Regions from separate parts of the Homo sapiens genome. Here region 2 is linked to region 1. Evidence: chromatin loops called from intact Hi-C (ENCODE). Cell type or tissue: HepG2. All regions are shown on one strand. Links, peaks and the distances in the headings refer to the core of each region. The heading gives the core; the rest is flanking DNA.

Region 1 (8,338 bases), core at 100-8,099:
GCCTCTCAAAGTGTTGGGATTACAGGTGTGAGCCACGACACCCAGCCAGCATGCAACTTTTAATCTGAAGTCCATCTGAATATCAGACCTTAAACCCCAAAGATGGTTTACAGCACTCCAAATATAACCCAGGCCCTATGCCCCTTGCTTTGCTGGAGAAGGGACAGGACAGTCAAGAACTATCCCCTGCATGACCTTTTCCTGTCTTTGTCTTCTACTTGGGAAAAAGCAAAGTATTCTGGGTGATTAGAGAGGTAAAACGTGTAGCATGCCCACACCCTCAGCCAAGGAAACATACGAAGTTGGTTATTTCCTTCATCTTCTGTGCCATATGGAGTCTAAAGATCTTGGAAGGTTGGCCCTTATCCATTCAACTCATCTTATGTACCTGTGTCCGGTCCTTCAGTCAGTAGAGAGTGACCTCCTTGAACCATTTCCTTCCCATCTTTGTCCCTTTCCCCATATTCCTTAGTCTTTTTATCTGTTATCCTCTTTCATCTTCCTGTCTCCTCTTCTGTCATGGACTGTCAGTTACATTGTAGCCCATCCACTTTCCCTCTTGGATAGAGGTGAGGGGGAGAAACCTTTAGGGTCCTGAAGGTGGAAGTCGACAGTGGAAGAGTTCATCGTGATGCCGTGACTTGTGGGTGAAATAGTTATAAAGCAATCAGACATTTCTGTGAAGGAGAACTTCCTGTTGGTGTATATTTTGAACTTAATTATGCTGAAAGAGTTCGTGTCTCCTTCTCAACATTTAATTAGTTTTTTTTTTTTGAGATGGGGTCTCACTATATTAAGCCCAGGCTGTTTCAAACCCCTGGCCTCAAGTAATCCTCCCATCTTGGCCTCCCAAAATGCTGGGATTACAGGTGTGATCAGTTACGTTTTTAAAAAGCCCTCTTATCACCCCTAACTTGGGATGTGGCAGGCTCCTTGAGGTGGAGTGGAAAGAAAAAAAACACACAAAACTATCTCTCCATAAGCTGTTCCTTGTGTTGGTTGAGCTTGGTGCCTGTCTTTCGTGGCAATGGATTTCTTCAGGTGTCCTGTGGTTTTTGTCTGTGTGCTCCTTTTGCTGTGTGAGATCTTCTGCTTTTGCGGCTACGGATGCTGGCTCTGATGGAGAAGCTTGTTTTGAGGATTATGGGGTTGAGTGGAGTGGGGCTGCCTTTGTCACTTGGGGAATGGTGGCCCCGGGGGCAGTTTTAGGCAAAGAGTAAGCACAAGCCCTTAGAGAAAATGGGAGAGAGGAGAGGGGGCGAAGAGGGGGCTGAGCGGGGGCGGAGGTGGGAGGGTAGGGAAAGGGAGAGAAAGAGGGAGAGAAAGAGAGAGAATATTCCACATGTAGTCTTCAAATTAACCACCTGGAAGATTGTCCCATGACCCCTGCACACTCCATCTATTGCTCCCCAATTTTTCCAGTCTCCTTCCTCAGTTTCCTCTTGGGTTTGTTCTCACCTTCTGTTTTTCCTTCAAGAGTTCCTCAAATCTTTTGGTTTATAGTGTTTGGCTTTCTAGTGGTATTATACATAAATAATTAAAAAATTTTTTTCCTGTGATTTCAGTCATTTGGAAGGGATTTAGGTGCATGTGATCCATTTGAAATTTGTATCTAAATGCCAGGAGGCTGCCTTGGAAGGGCGCAAGCTCCCCACCGTGACAGGCTTCTGTGTTTAAGTAGAAGGAAGAAGGAGAATATTTAAGTATGTGACAGGGAATTACTCCACGTTGATGAATTTCAAAAAATGTTCACTGTGACCTGTAAGAAGAAATACATTTTACATAGATGTTCATTCATGATACAGGTAACTGAGACAAGAGTTTCATTAAACAATGTTTACCCTATGTGTAAGGCATCGTGAATTTTTTTTTTTTTTTTTTTTGAGATAGAGTCCCACTCTGTTGCCCAGGCTGGAGTGCAGTGGTACAGTCTCGGCTCACTACAGCCTCTGCCTCCCGGGTTCAAGCGACTCTCTTGCCTCAGCCTCCCGAGTAGCTGGGGACTATAGGCACCTGCCACTACACCAGGCTCATTTTTTTTATTTTTAATAGAGACGGTTTCACCATGTTGGCCAAGCTGGTCTTGAACTCCTGACCTCAGGTGATCCACCTGCCTCGGCCTCCCAAAGTGCTGGGATTAGGGATTACAGTCATGAGCCACCGCGCCCAGTCTGATTTTTTCTGAGTCAGGGTCTCCTCTGTCGCCCAGGCTGGAGTGCAGTTGGATAATTATAGCTCACTGCAGCCTCCGCCTCCCAGGCACAAATGATCCTCCTACCTCAGCCACCTCAGCCTCCTGAGTAGCTGGAATTACAGGTGTACACCATCATGCCTGGCTAATTTTTATATTTTTTTTGTAGAGACAAGGTTTCCCCATGTTGCCCAGGCTGGTCTCGAACTCTTGAGCTCAAGTGACCCACCCGCCTTGGCCTAAGTGCTGGGATTACAAGCATGAGACACTGTGCCTGGCCACATTGTGATTTTTCTATTGTATTTCATGAAGACATTCATTTATCTAAATATGGCACTAAAAGCACAAGAAACAAAAGAAAAAATAGATAAATTGAACTTCATCTAAATTAAAAGCTTGCATGTTTCAGGGGACATTATCAAGAAAGTGAAAAGATGGGGGAAAGTTTTGAAAATCATACATATGATGAGGGTTTAATATCCAAAAAATATAAAGAACTCCTACAACTCAAGTACAAGCAAACGACCCAATTTTTAAATGGGCAAAAGACTTAAATAGACATTTCTCCAAAGAAGACTTAGACATGGACCAAAAGCACATGAAAAGATGCTCAACGTCATTAGTCATTAGGTAAATGCAAATTAAAACCACAATGAGATGTTACTTCATACCCACCAGGATGGTTATTATAAAAAAATGGAAATAACAAGTGTTATGGGGATACAGAGAAATTGGAACCCTTGTATATTGCTGGTAGGAATGTAAAACGTTGCAGCTGCTGTGGAAAACAGTATGGTGGTTTTTAAAAAGTTAAACATAGAATTACCATATGATCCGGCCTGGCTCACACCTGTAATCCCAGCACTTTGGGAGGCCAAGGTGGGCAGATCATTTGAGGTCAGGAGTTCGAGACCAGCCTGGCCAACATGGTGAAACTGCGTCTCTACTAAAAATACAAAAATCAGCCGAGCGTGGCGGTGCATACCTGTAGTCCCAGCTACTTGGGAGGCTGAGGCAGGAGAATCGCTTGAACCCAGGAGGTGGAGATTGCAGTGAGCCGAGATCATGCCACTGCACTCCAGCCTAGGCAACAGAGTGAAGACTGTCTCAAAAAAAAAAAAAAAAAAAATTACCATATGATCCAATACTTCCAATCTGAGGTATATACCCCAAAGAATTGAAAACAGGAACTAAAGTTCTGATACATGTTACAACATGAATGAACCTTGAAAATGTTGTGTTAAATGAAACATACCAGATGTAAAAGGACAAATAATATATTATCCACTTATATGAAACATCTGGAATAGGCAAATTCATAGAGGCAGAAGGATAGAGGTTACCAGGGGCTGGGGAGAGAAAGAATGGGAAACTATTGCCTATGCTACAGTTTTTGCTTGGGATGATGAAAAAGCTCTAGAAATAGATAGTGGTGATATTTAAACAACTTTTTTTTTTTTTTTTTTTTGAGATGAAGTCTTACTCTGTTGCCCAGGCTGGAGTGCAGTGGCGCTATCTCGGCTCACTGCAACCTCTGCCTCCAGGGTTCAAGCGATTCTCCCACCTCAGACTCCTGAGTAGCTGGGATTACAGGCACCCTCCATTGTGCCTGGCTAATTTTTGTAGAGACAGGGTTTCACCATGTTGGCCAGGCTGGTCTTGAACTCCTGACCTCAGGTGATCCACCCGCCTTGGCCTCCCAAAGTGCTGGGATTACAGGCGTGAGCCACCGCATCTGATCTAAACAACATTTTAAATATACATAATGCCACAGAATTGTACACTTAAAGTGATTACAATGATATATTTTAGGATATGTACATTTTACCATTTACCAAGAAATATTGTGATATAAATTTACTTATCAAAATCCACCAAGTTATTTTGATCCACGAATAAGTCACATACAATAGGTAGAAAAGCACTGCTAGATTATCTTTAATAACAACCTAGATATTTTAGCCATATGAAGAAAGGTTTAAAAGTTATGAATTGGTACATTGTGAATGGCGCAGCCACGTTTTTTTGAAGTATATTTTGTTAGGCACAAATGATCACATGTTGAATTTATCAGTTGTGATGCTAACTTAAGGGACCCTTAGTGTAGAATGACTGTTCTCTTAGTAAAACATCCTGGCTTGCGTGCAAAAACCTTACATGTCGTTATAATTTGCCACCATACGTGTCAAAATCTGCAAGAAAATTTGAAAATCATCTAAATCACTTAGAATGGTAACAGAACGGAAATTAATCATAATTTTTTAAAGAACAATTGCATAATACGCAAAAATTCCCTATTAACAAGAATATTTGATTGGCTGCTTAAATCTTTATTACCAGAGTTTGTTGTGTTAGGTGCTATTCTCAAGGGGCTGGGGACCCTTGTTCACAGTGATGGGTGCCACCTACTGGATATACTAATATTTTCTCTGACAACATCAGAAATTCTCTTTCAGGACTCTTTTGGAAGCGAGTATTCCCTCCCTTCCCTTCCCCCTATCCCACTCCCACTAGCCCCATGTTAACACAGCTGGAACGGAACACAGAATTCCCATGAGGCTATGACAGGCAGCTTCTGACCTGGATCCCCTGAGTGTGGGCTACACTAGTGACTTGCTTCTAATGAACAGAATAGGACAAAAATGATGGGATGTCCCATCTGAGATTAGGTTACAAAACACCGTGACCTTTTTTTTTTTTTTTTTTTTTTTGAGACATGGTCGTGCTCTGTCGCTGAGTCTGGAGTGCAGTGGCATGGTCACAGCTCACTGCAGCCTCAACCTCCCGGGCTCAAGCCATCCTCCCTAATAGCTGGGACTATAGGCACATGCCACCACTCCCAGCTCATTTTTGTATTTTTTTGTGAAGACAGGGTTTTGCCATGTTGGCCAGGCTGGTCTCAAACTCTGGTCCTCAAGTGATCCGCCCACCTCGGCTTTCCAAAGTGCTGGGATTACAGGCATGAGCTACCACGCCTGGCCAAGACTGTGGCTTCTGTCTTGATTGCAAACTGTCTCTGATGCCTCTTGCGTGCTTGTTCTGAGGAAGCCAGCTACCATGCTGTCAACCACCCCATGCAGAGGTTCACATGGCCAGGAACTGAGAACAGCTTCTGGCCAACAACCAGCAAGAAACTGACGCCCTCAGGGGAACCAAGGCCCTTAGTCCAACAGCTTGTGAGAAACGGAATCTGGCCAACAACCACGTGAGTGAATTTGCAAACAGATCCTTCCCTTGTGAAACCTTTAGATGAGCCAGTAGCCCCGGTGAACATTCTGATTGCAGCCCTGGGAGAGACCCTGATTCCTGCAGCATAGAAACTGTGAGAAAAGAAATGTGTCGTTTTGAGCCATTACGTTTTAGGATAATTTGTTATGCAGCAGTAGGTAACTAATTCAGGGGCCCAAACTAATTCTGATGGATTTTCAAAAGCTTTAGAAGTTTCCTGTTTGAATTTGGCTTCATAAGCCTCAGTAAAAACTTTCTACTGTGCTTGCTCGTTTAGCCTGTTAGACCTTGTGTTCCCAGGGGAAAACTTTTGGACGCTTCTGGGGCCACTCAGTCTGTAGTCCTGCAAAGATGTCACAAAAGGTAAATCTTGATCATATACCATGTGAATGAGTGTTCGAAGGTTAGGTACACTTTCCAGAGGAACATGTATTTTTTTTTTTAATCATTAATTTTCTGTTGCAAGAGTATAACATGAATACACTCTCCTTATGAAAATAAGTACGTTATAAATAGAGTCCTCTTTGACAGTAACTCAATCTAGGTCCCTCTCCTCCCCACCTGTCCCCACCCTCAGTTATGAGTTTGGAGTAAATCTTTCCAGACCTAAAAAAAAAAAATTACATAAACACATGTGTTTGTTTTTGCAACAATGATACTCTCCTTCCATATCATTCACTTTTTTCATTACTCACTTTTTTCCACTCAACCATCTCATTCAGTTTTGAAATCCCTGTTGCTACATGTGGATCTAGTTAATTCTTAGCTATAAAAAAATGAAAACTTATTTTCCCACTGATGACTTATAGGTTGTTTCTAGATTTTCATTTTTTCCACACGATGCTACAGTGAACACCGCCTGCTTGTCCATGTCAGAGTGTCCTTTTCTAGGGAAGACACCTAAGACAGGAAATGTTGGGGAGGGGAGGGGAAATCATGTGAACATTTTAAAGACTTAGACACACTCCCAAATTGCTCACCAAAATGACCGTGCCAATTTATACTTCCTGCAGTAATGAAATTGCCTGTTTGCCCCAATCTTTGCCAAAATGTCATATTTTCCAATCTGGCAGGTGAAAATGATTTCTTGTTGTTTTAGTTTGCATTCCCCTGGTTATTAGTGAGGCTGACAATCTTTTCATATATTAATTGGCAGGTCCTCTCCCTTTTTACAGGGCTCCTATGAGAGGAGTTGTGTGTGTCTGTGTGGGGGTGTGGGGGTGGGGATTGGATTTGAGCCTTGGTGCCAACTACTTGGGGGAGTTGCATACCAGTTCTGAGAACATGAGCTGCCATTGCTGATGGCACTGGAGGAGACTGTGAGAAACTGAGATCACAGACAGCCTCTCCCTCTGGGGTGAGGAGGAGCCACTGCTTTCAGCAAGGTCACCAATCTAAAGAGAGCCACTGGGGTTATGCAGTCCACAAAGTGCTTGCTCACACCCACTGTGTGAAGGCAATGACAACAGGGTTAGGACATTGGCTGGACTGATGGCCTCCAATCAGTGCAAAATCAAAATAGGTTGCTGTTGCACCATGGGGGTAGGACAGAGGATGGCTGGAACTCAGGGGGCGTCCCTAGGTAACAGTTAATGGAATACCACTGAATACCCAAACAGGCAGGACTAACAAGGGCATGGACCCTCAGGAAGTAAAGCTTGGATCACCTCACACCAGCAAGGGAAGAGGAATTTGGATTGCATGAGAGAGGACAGGAGCCTCATAGCTACTTGCAAACACAAAGACTGTTGCTGATCCTCGAATTTTCTTCCTTGCCAAATATATATGTTCATAAACAATTTCTCATCTCTTTGGCTCCTTTTTCCTCAATGTGGATAAACTTGCTATTTAGACCATAGGTTACAGAATTGTGATGAAATTAGAAGAGGCAGAGGTCTGATCCAAAGATCTTTATCTTGGAGGTAGGTGCAGAAATGGAAGAGACTTTGGTGTGTCTCTCTTTGGGAAATGTGAGTCCACTTTCCGTTGTAAGAGGAAAAAATCACATTATTTTAGGCAACAGAATTTTGGAAAGTTTATCTATGGGAAGCTATGTCCAAAGGGATGGACTATTCCGTGGGGGAAGGCGGTACCACCCACATCCATTCATCCTTCCTGACAGCACGCATGATCACCTCTGGCCAGTTCCCTAGGTGTGCACCATCTTGGTGGAATGATAAATCGAGGATCTAGCAGAACTCTCACTACAGAAATGAAGAGGCCCCTGAAGGCAACATCTTCCAGATTCTTCCTCTAATCTCTTCAACAGAGCCAAGGTGCCAGCATGTTGCCGAAAGTATGTGAGGGTGACTCACTCCTCCGGAACTTTTAATCCTTTAATCCTAAACGGAGTGAAGCAAGTCTATTCATTCCAGAGGCAGTGCTGGGAAAGACTGTCAAACCATGGAGACTTTCTGGAACTCCCTGATTCTGTTTTGTTCCATTGGATGAATCTACTACAATTTATTTTTCTCTATCGACATCTGGGGCTATCTCGAATACTGCTGCTAGGAACATTCTTACACTTCTCTTTTGGTGCACATGCTCACACATTTTTCTTGGGCACGTACCCAGGAGTAAAACTGATGGGCTGTAGTTGTAAGATTGCAACATGCATTTTAGATTTGTTGAAGTCTAATGTTAACTGGCATTTTTGCCTACTTCCCAGACAATGCAAGGACTCTAGAACACTTCATTTATACCCTCTCCTGACCTATATGCCATTATAGCTGTGTATATTAAGCCTCCCAAGACATTATTTTCATTGTATTTTATAGTCAGTATTAATTTAGAATGGCCCACATATTTACAATTTCAGTTGCTCTTCATTCCTTCCTGCAAATACAAACTTTCATCTGGGATCAACTTCTTCCTGCCTGAAGGATACCTTTTAGTATTTCCTTTAAGGAAGTTTGTCAG
Region 2 (8,338 bases), core at 225-8,224, 320 kb before region 1:
ACACATGAAATACTGAAGAAAGTGGCCCCCTTAGAGGCTAAGCTTATTAAGGATCCTACTATGCAGTGTAAAATTAGATTCAGGTAATGTATCTATGCTGATTTATTTCAAGAAGTACTTAGTTAATATGAGGAAATCTTAGATATGGATTTTTTAAATTCTTGTAACTTCTCAGAACTTAATTACAAAGTAAATGTGTTATTCTTATTTACATTTGTTATGTGAAGAAACCGAGGCATGACTCTGTGGCTAAAAGTTGCCATGAGAGTAGCTCTCATCTCCCATTCTGTATTCAGTCTTACACAGGTATGAGAATAGTTGTGAGTACACCAAAGTGTGGGTCTTACATCCTATGTGATCCATTTCATTACCAATTCTTTACATGCTCTGACATAGCCTTTACCCTGTATGCAAGAAACTATATGAACTATCTTAAGTATAAGGGGGAAAAGCAACTGAGCCCAAAACCTGATGCCAAATAACTAAATTTTTATCTTTATTTCAGATTTAGAGGTGAAACGTTTCCACCTTTCATCGTGTTTAAAATTTTTCTTCATACTGATGGCCATGGTTACAAGTATTTTAGTGGAAAAAATGTATTAATGCCGTCAAGTAAGGTGACGTTTCATGATGTACATTTTATGTTAACTTAGCTTTTTAACATCTACATAGTATCTGAATTGCATTCAAATTATACAGAATAAGTTATTTCACCATGAAACAGCCCACCAGGTAGGTAGTGTGTTTTTTTTTAAGCACCATGTTTCAAAGTGTCTCCACTTACTAGCTAAAAAAAAAAAAAAAAAAGACATTTGGAGTGAATTACTTAATTAAGGCTCTAGAAAATATCCATCCATTTTTATGTATTAAAATTTTTATTTGTTAATAATAGACTAGGCCAGGCGCAGTGACTCATGCCTGTAATGCCAGCACTTTGGGAGGCCGAGGCGGGCAGATCACCTGAGGTCAAGAGTTTGAGACCAGCCTGGCCAACATGGTGAAACCCCATCTCTACTAAAGATATAAAAATTAGCCAGGTATGGTGGCACATGCCTGTAATCCCAGCTGCTCGGGAGGTTGAGGCAGGAGAATCACTTGAACCCAGGAGGTGGAGGCTGCAGTGAGCCAAGATCGTACCACTGCACTCCAGCCTGGGCGACACAGTGAGACTCTGTCTCAAAAAAAAAAAAAAGACTAAAATTGGTCAGGGCTCTTAAATTATGCAGAACATTTAATTTAATGCCATTTTATTTGTTTTAATGGAATGTTATTATTTCTTTGATTCTGGTAGCACATTTAGAAAAAAAATGGTCTGGACTATGCTATTGAAAATGAACTTTCAGCCAGGCACGGTGGCTCATGCCTGTAATCCCAGCACTTTGGGAGGCCAAGGCGGGCGAATCACCTGAGGTCAGGAGTTCAAGACCAGCCTGGCCAACATGGTGAAACCCCGTCTCTACTAAAAATACAAAAATTAGCCAAGCGTAGTGGTGCATGCCTGTAATCCCAGATACTCAGGAGGCTGAGGCAGGAGAATTGCTTGAACCCTGGAGGCAGAGGTTGTGGGGAGCTGAGATCGCACCACTGCACCCCAGCCTGGGCAACAGAGTGAGATTCTATCTCAAAAAAAAAAAAAAAAAGAAAGAAAGAAAATGAACTTTCAAATATTTATCCTTTTTTCACATGAATTCTCATCATACTTATTTATTTCTTTATTTATTTTGAGACAGAGTTTTGCTCTTGTTGCCCAGGCTGGAGTGCAATGGTGCGATCTCAGCTCACCACAACCTCCACCTGCCAGGCTCAAGTGATTCTCCTGCCTCAGCCTCCCAGGTAGCTGGGATTACAGGCATGCACCACCACACCTGGCCAATTTTTGTATTTTTAGTAGAGACGGGGTTTCAACATGTTGGCCAGGCTGGTCTCGAACTCCTGACCTCAGGTGATTCGCCCGCCTCGGCATCCCAAAGTGCTGGGATTACAGGCGTGAGCCACCACACCTGGCACTCTCATCATACTTTTAAGTTTCATGAATATTCACCACAAATTGTGTCTACAGTATAGGAATCACCTGGGAATCTTGTTAAAATGCTGCCGCTGCTGCTGGTCCATAAACCACACTTTATTTTATTTTATTTTATTTTTTTGAGACGGAGTCTCGCTCTGTCGCCCAGGCTGGAGTGCAGTGGCATGATCTTGGCTCACTACAAGCTCCGCCTCCCAGGTTCACGCCATTCTCCTGCCTCAACCTCCCGAGTAGCTGGGACTACAGGCTCCCGCCACCACGCCCGGCTAATTTTTTTTGTATTTTTAGTAGAGATGGGGTTTCACCATGTTAGCCAGGATGGTCTCAATCTCCTGACCTCGAAACCACACTTTTTTTAAAATTCATTCAGCCACTCTATATCTTTTGATTGGAGAGTTTAGTCCATTTACATGAATGTTATTACTGAGAAGTACAGACTTAGTTTTGCCATTTTCATATTTGTTCTGGTTGTTTTGTGGTCTTCTCTTCCTTCTTTCCTTCCTTCCTGCCTTCCTTTTAGTGAAGGTGATTTTCTCTGGTGGTATGTTTTAATTTCTTGCTTTTTATTTTTTGTGTATCTGTTGTATGTTTTGGGATTTGAGGTTACCATGAGGCTTGCAAACAATATCTTATAACCCATTATTTTAAACTGGTGACAGATTAACACAGATTGCTTCAACAAACAAAAAAATAACAAACAAGCAAAGAGAAACCAAATAAAAACTCTGCACTTTAACTTCATCTCCCCACTTTTTAACTTTTTGTTTTTTCTATTAATATCTTATTGTATTGTCTATGTCTTGAAAAGTTATTGTAGTTATTATTTTTGATCAGTTCATCTTCTAGTCTTTCTATTCAACATATGAGTAGTTTACACACCACAATTGCAATGTTATAATACTGTTTTTCTGTGTACTTACTATTACCAGTGAATTTTGTACTCTCAGATTTCTTATTGTTTATTAATGACCTTTTCTTTCAGATTGAAGAATTCCCTTTAGCATTTCTTGTAGGACAAGTCTGTTATTGACAAAATTCCTAAGCTTTTGTCTGAGAAAGTCTTTATTTCTCCTTCATGTTTGAAGGATATTTCCACTGCATATACTATTCTAGGATAAAAGTTTTTATTTTTCCTTCAGCACTTTAAATATGTTACATCACTCTCTCAGCCTGTAAGGCTTCCAATGAGAAGTCTGCTGCCAGACGTATTGGAACTCCTTTGTATGTTGTTTGTTTCTTTTCTCTTGCTGATTTTAGGATTCTTTCTTTATCCTTGACCTTTGGGAGTTTGATTATTAAATGCCTTGAGGTAGTCTTTGGGTTAAATCTGCTTGGTGTTCTGTAACCTTCTTTACTTGGATATTGATATCTTTCTCTGAATTTGGGAAGTTCTCTGCTGTTATCCCTTTGAATAAACTTTCTACCCTGATCTATCTCTCTACCTCCTTTTTAGGGCCAATAATTCTTAGATTCACCCTTTTGAGGCTATTTTCTAGATCTTGTAGGCATGAGTCATTCTTTTTTATTTGTTTTCTTTTGTCTGCTCTAATTGTGTATTTTCAAATAGCCTATCTTCAAGTTCACTAATTCTTCTGCATGATCAGTTCCTCTGTTAGGAGACTCTGATGCATTCTTCAGTGTGTCCATTGCATTTTTCAGCTCCAGAATTTCTTTCTGCTCGATTATTTTTAATTATTTCATTCTCTTTGTTAAATTTATCTGATAGGTTTCTGAATTCCTTCTCTGTGTTATCTTGAATTTTGTTGAGCTTTCTCAAAACAGCTATTTTGTTTGTTTTTTGTTTTTTTACGTCAGAACATGAACACAAAAACAGCTATTTTGAATTCTCTATCTGAAAGGTTACATACCTCTGTCTCTCTAGGATTGATCACTGGTGCCTTATTTAGTTTCTTTGGTGAGGTCATGTTTTCCTGAATGGTCCTGATGCTTATGGATGTTTGCCAATGTCTGGGCATCGAAGAGTTAGGTATCGTAGTATTTACTGTAGTCTTTACAGTCTGCGCTTGTTTGTAACCTGTCCTTCGTGAAAAGGCTTTCCAAGTATTCAAAGGGACTCAGGTGTCGTGATCTAAATCTTTGGTCACTGCAGCCATATCTGCATTAGGGGGCACCCCAAGCCCAGTAACACTGTGGCTCTTGCAGACTTGTAGAAGTACTGCCTTGTTGTTCTTGGCTAAGATCCGGAAGAATTCCCTGGATTACCAGGCAGAGACTTTTGTTCTCTTTCCCTACTTTTCCCCCAATAAATGGAATCTCTCTCTTTCTGTACTGAGCAGCCTGGAGCTGGGGGACGGGTAAAACAAGCACCCTTGTGGCCACCACCACCACTGGGACTGCACTGGGTCGGACCTGAAGCAAGCATAGCACTGGGTCTCTCCCAAGGCCCACAGTGACCACTGCCTGGCTACCATTTACTCAAGGCCCAAGGGCTCTACAGTCAGCAGGTGGCAAATCCGGATAGGCTTGTGATGTAAACCACACTTTTAATAGCAAGGCTCTACAGTACAGGTTTTACTCCTTGGACCCTTATACATGACTATATTTAAGTTTTAAAAAGATGGACATTCTCATATTTGGCCATTTATAAACCACATATCAAAGGTTATTTTTCTGTAACCCTGGCAAGATCCCCCTTCTGGAAATGTACACAAAAACTGTGGCCCATCTTAAATCATGAGTTCTAGCATGTATGCAGGAGAGAAGACCACACAGCCTGGCAGTTTCTGATCAGATCCTGCATGTGCGGCATTGACTCTGAAGAGTTTTAGAAAAGGAAAAGGGACCACTTTTCTCCATGTTCTCAGGTAGTATCAGAGAAAATTTAACTTTATTTCAGAAAATTATCAAATGAAGCCAGGCTCGGTGGCTCATGCCTGTAATCCCAGCACTTTGGGAGGCCGAGGCGGGAGGATAACCTGAGGTCAGGAGTTCGAGACCAGCCTGGCCAACATGGTGAAACCCCGTTTCTACCTAAAATACAAAATTAGCCGGGTGTGGTGGTGGGCGCCTGTAATCCCAGTTACTTGGGAGGCTGAGGCAAGAGAATCGCTTGAACCCAGGAGGCAGAGGTTGCAGTGAGCTGAGATTGCACCATTGCACTCCAGCCTGGGCAACAAGAGCAAAACTCCGTCCAAAAAAAAAAAAAAAACACCTAGAAAATGAGCTACATGTTTTCATTATGGAATATGGTGTTTCAAGAACATTAATATTTATATAGATCAACTTCAAATGTGGAAGTATATGTTTATCCTACTTGAAGGATAAATTTATGCCACATTTATGTATAGAATAAGCTTGTAGTTACCCCTATAAAATATCATCAATTGTTTCTTTCCTAGGATTATATAATGAGGCTTTTTCAAGAACTGAAATCCTCCTGGGTCTACTCCTGCCACCCCCTTGCTGTACACAGGCTTGAGCAAATGAGAACCTTAGAGGCAGTGATTGGAAATCACTGCTTATGCATTAAAACCCATCATAATGCTGTATAATAACTTAAATTTTTGTTTAAATTAGCCCACAGATAGAAAAATATGCCTCCGTGCCTTTATCTTCTGTGCTACAACTTTCACTCTCCTGGGGTAGTCATTGTTAATGGTTTGCTGTGTATCCTTCATGTTTCCCATGAAAATACACACATAGAGATTTTTAAATTTTGTTCTTATTATAAAAGTGTGGTCATATTATTGACCTTGAATTTTTCACTAAACATCATAACGGGTTTTAAATGATCAGAACATACCCAACTTGAACAGTTTAAGGTTCCTTTTTCCCTTTAGTTCAGCTTCAAACTCTGGTAACACTTGGATTCATGGTTGATAGAAAACTTGTAAATATGGAATATTTCTCACTCTAAGCTTACTCAACTCTGTTGCTCTTTGTCTCTTTGTGTTTTTTGTTTGTTTTTGTTTTTTGTGTTTTTGTTTTTTGTTGTTGTTGTTGTTGTTTTTTAGACAAGGTCTTAATCTGTTGCCAAAGCTGGAGTGCAGTGGCACCATCTCGCAATCTTGGCTCACTGCAACCTCCCCCTCCCAGGCTCAAGCAATTCTCATGTCTTAGCCAGCTGAGTAGCTGGGATTACAGACATGTGCCACCATGCCTGGCTAATTTTTGCATTTTTTTTTAGTAGAAAGGAGGTTTTGCTATGTTGGCCAGGCTGATCTCGAACTCCTGGCCTCAAGCGATCTGCCCACTTCCGCCTCCCAAAGTGCTGAGCCTACTGAGCACTTTCTATCAAATATGATCTTAAACATTTTATGCACATTACTCTATTTAATTATCATAAACACTACAGTGTATTTTCTGTTATTATCCTCATTTTAAAAAAGACTGAGGGCCGGGTGCTGTGGCTCACGCTTGTAATCCTAACACTTTGGGAGGCCGAGGCAGGCGGATCACTTGAGGTCAGGAGTTTGAGACCAGCCTGGCCAACATGGTGAAACCCATCTCTACTAAAAATACAAATATTAGCCAAGCGCGGTGGCACGTGCCTGTAATCCCAGCTACTCGGGAGGCTAAGGCAGGAGGATCGCTTGAACCCAGGAGGCGGAGGTTGCAGTGAGCCGAGATTGCACCACTGCACTCCAGCCTGAGTGACAGAGTGAGAGTCTGTCTCAAAAAAACAAAAACAAAAACAAACAAACAAAAAAGACTAACTTGCCTAAGGTCTCACACCTGGAAAATGAAGGAACCGAGATCAAGACCTAGTAGCCTGCCTCCAAAGTCCCAGTTCTTAACCACTCCTGAGAGTTAGGAACTATGCTAAACAGCAGCATACACATTCTCTTAGATGGCCCTGCAATAACTCTGGTTAGGGACACATTATTCCCATTTTCCCTATTAGGAAGCTAGAAGTTGGAAAGACTTGCCAGGAGCATAACTGAGACTTGAACACTTCTCTGTGTTTCCACTGTACTATGTACATTTTGAGGTTAAAACAACCATGCAGTTATGGTGGTTTTGTTTATTCTGAACCTGTATGTAATTGGACTGTTCCAAACCAAGAAACTGTTCCAATGCATGGATACCAGTTATTACCTCTTCCATGAGTGACAGTTCCCAGTAGAAACAGGAAAGTGTCTTGAGATACTAGAGTAGCTTTACAAGCCCAAGTGTGGATCTAGGCCAGCAAATAGCCACAGAGCTGTGGGGGCTTCTGGCCACAGAGATGCTGAGTATCAGGATAAGTGCCAGATTTAGAGATGGCCCGCTTTGACGCTTTGAGTCACCCACTAAGAACAGAACCTGCCTCTTGAATCCTACCCTGATTGGCTGGTATCCTGGAATCTTTGCCTAGTTTTTGCCCTTGCTTTTCTCCTGGCTCTAGGCTCTTCTTTCCCATTGCTTCCTATGGAGAAGGACTTTCTTGACTTTGGCCATACACTGCAGATGTCTGAGAAAGAACATCTTGGCCATTGGACAGCAAACATTTCTCAAACCCCTCTCACAGGTGGGCAGAGAGCTTGCCCTATGCTGCCAGGCATGTTTTTCTTTGGCTGAGGGACCAGAATGGGCCAGACACAGATGAGGCACACAACTGAGGCACTGCACACATAAGGAAACTGGGTCTTGGAGAGATTGGTGGTGGTGGCTGAGTGGGGCAGTGTAGGGAGGACCTGTCAATAAATACCTTTTTGGGGAGGCTAAGGTGGGCGGATCACTTGAGGTCATTTCAGGACCAGTGTGGCCAAAATGGCGAAATTGTCTCTACTAAAAATACAAAAAAAAAAAATTAGCCAGGCATGGTGGCACGCACCTGTAGTCCCAGCTACTCAGGAGGCTGAGGCAGGAGAATTGCTTGAACCCGGGAGGCAGAGGTTACAGTGAGTCAAGATGGCACCACTGCACTCCAGCCTGGGCGATAGAGGGAGACTCTGTCTCAGAAAAAAAAAAAAAAACCCTAAATAAATACCTTTTGTACTGTGGCTCACGCCTGTAATCCCAGCACTTTGGGAGGCCAAGGCAGGCAGATCACCTGAGGTCAGGAGTTTGAGACCAGCCTGGCCAACATGGTGAAACCCCATCTCTACTGAAAATACAGAAATTAGCTGGGCGTAACCCCAACACTTTGGGAGGCCGAGGCAGGTGGAACAGAAGATCAGGAGTTCGAGACCAGCCTGGCCAACATAGTGAAACCCCGTCTCTATTGAAAACAAAAATTAGCTGGGCATGGTGGTGCACGCCTGTAGTCCCAGCTACTCAGGAGGCTGAGGCAGGAGAATCGCTCGAATCCAGAAGGCGGAGGTTGCCGTCTGCCGAAATGGCACCTCTGCACTCCAGCCTGGGTGACAG

The links. Hi-C counts contacts between places; a loop is a spot of excess contacts. Peaks named below come from ENCODE experiments on the same cell type or tissue, not always from the same donor. Only the 100,000 strongest peaks of a DNase experiment are listed, where the experiment ranks them.
Region 2: it touches region 1 in a loop (5-fold over the local background); 19 of 110 quality-filtered maps call a loop at or near these places.

What each region holds. Positions count from the first base shown.
Region 1 is chrX:24,237,655-24,245,992 of GRCh38, forward strand. No RefSeq gene overlaps it. Among named protein-coding and RNA genes, the nearest start is that of SUPT20HL2, 72 kb to the right of the region's middle. RefSeq lists an enhancer at 5,077-5,156. In HepG2, for the core only: a CTCF peak has its summit at 4,596 (motif pointing left); a DNase peak (open chromatin) is centred at 4,587; H3K4me3 peaks cover 750 bases.
Region 2 is chrX:23,915,712-23,924,049 of GRCh38, forward strand. It overlaps CXorf58 (chromosome X open reading frame 58), which reads left to right. Exons shown (of 9, transcript NM_152761.3): 4 at 1-83; 5 at 506-617. Among named protein-coding and RNA genes, the nearest start is that of CXorf58, 12 kb to the left of the region's middle. In HepG2, for the core only: a CTCF peak has its summit at 4,147 (motif pointing right); a DNase peak (open chromatin) is centred at 4,160.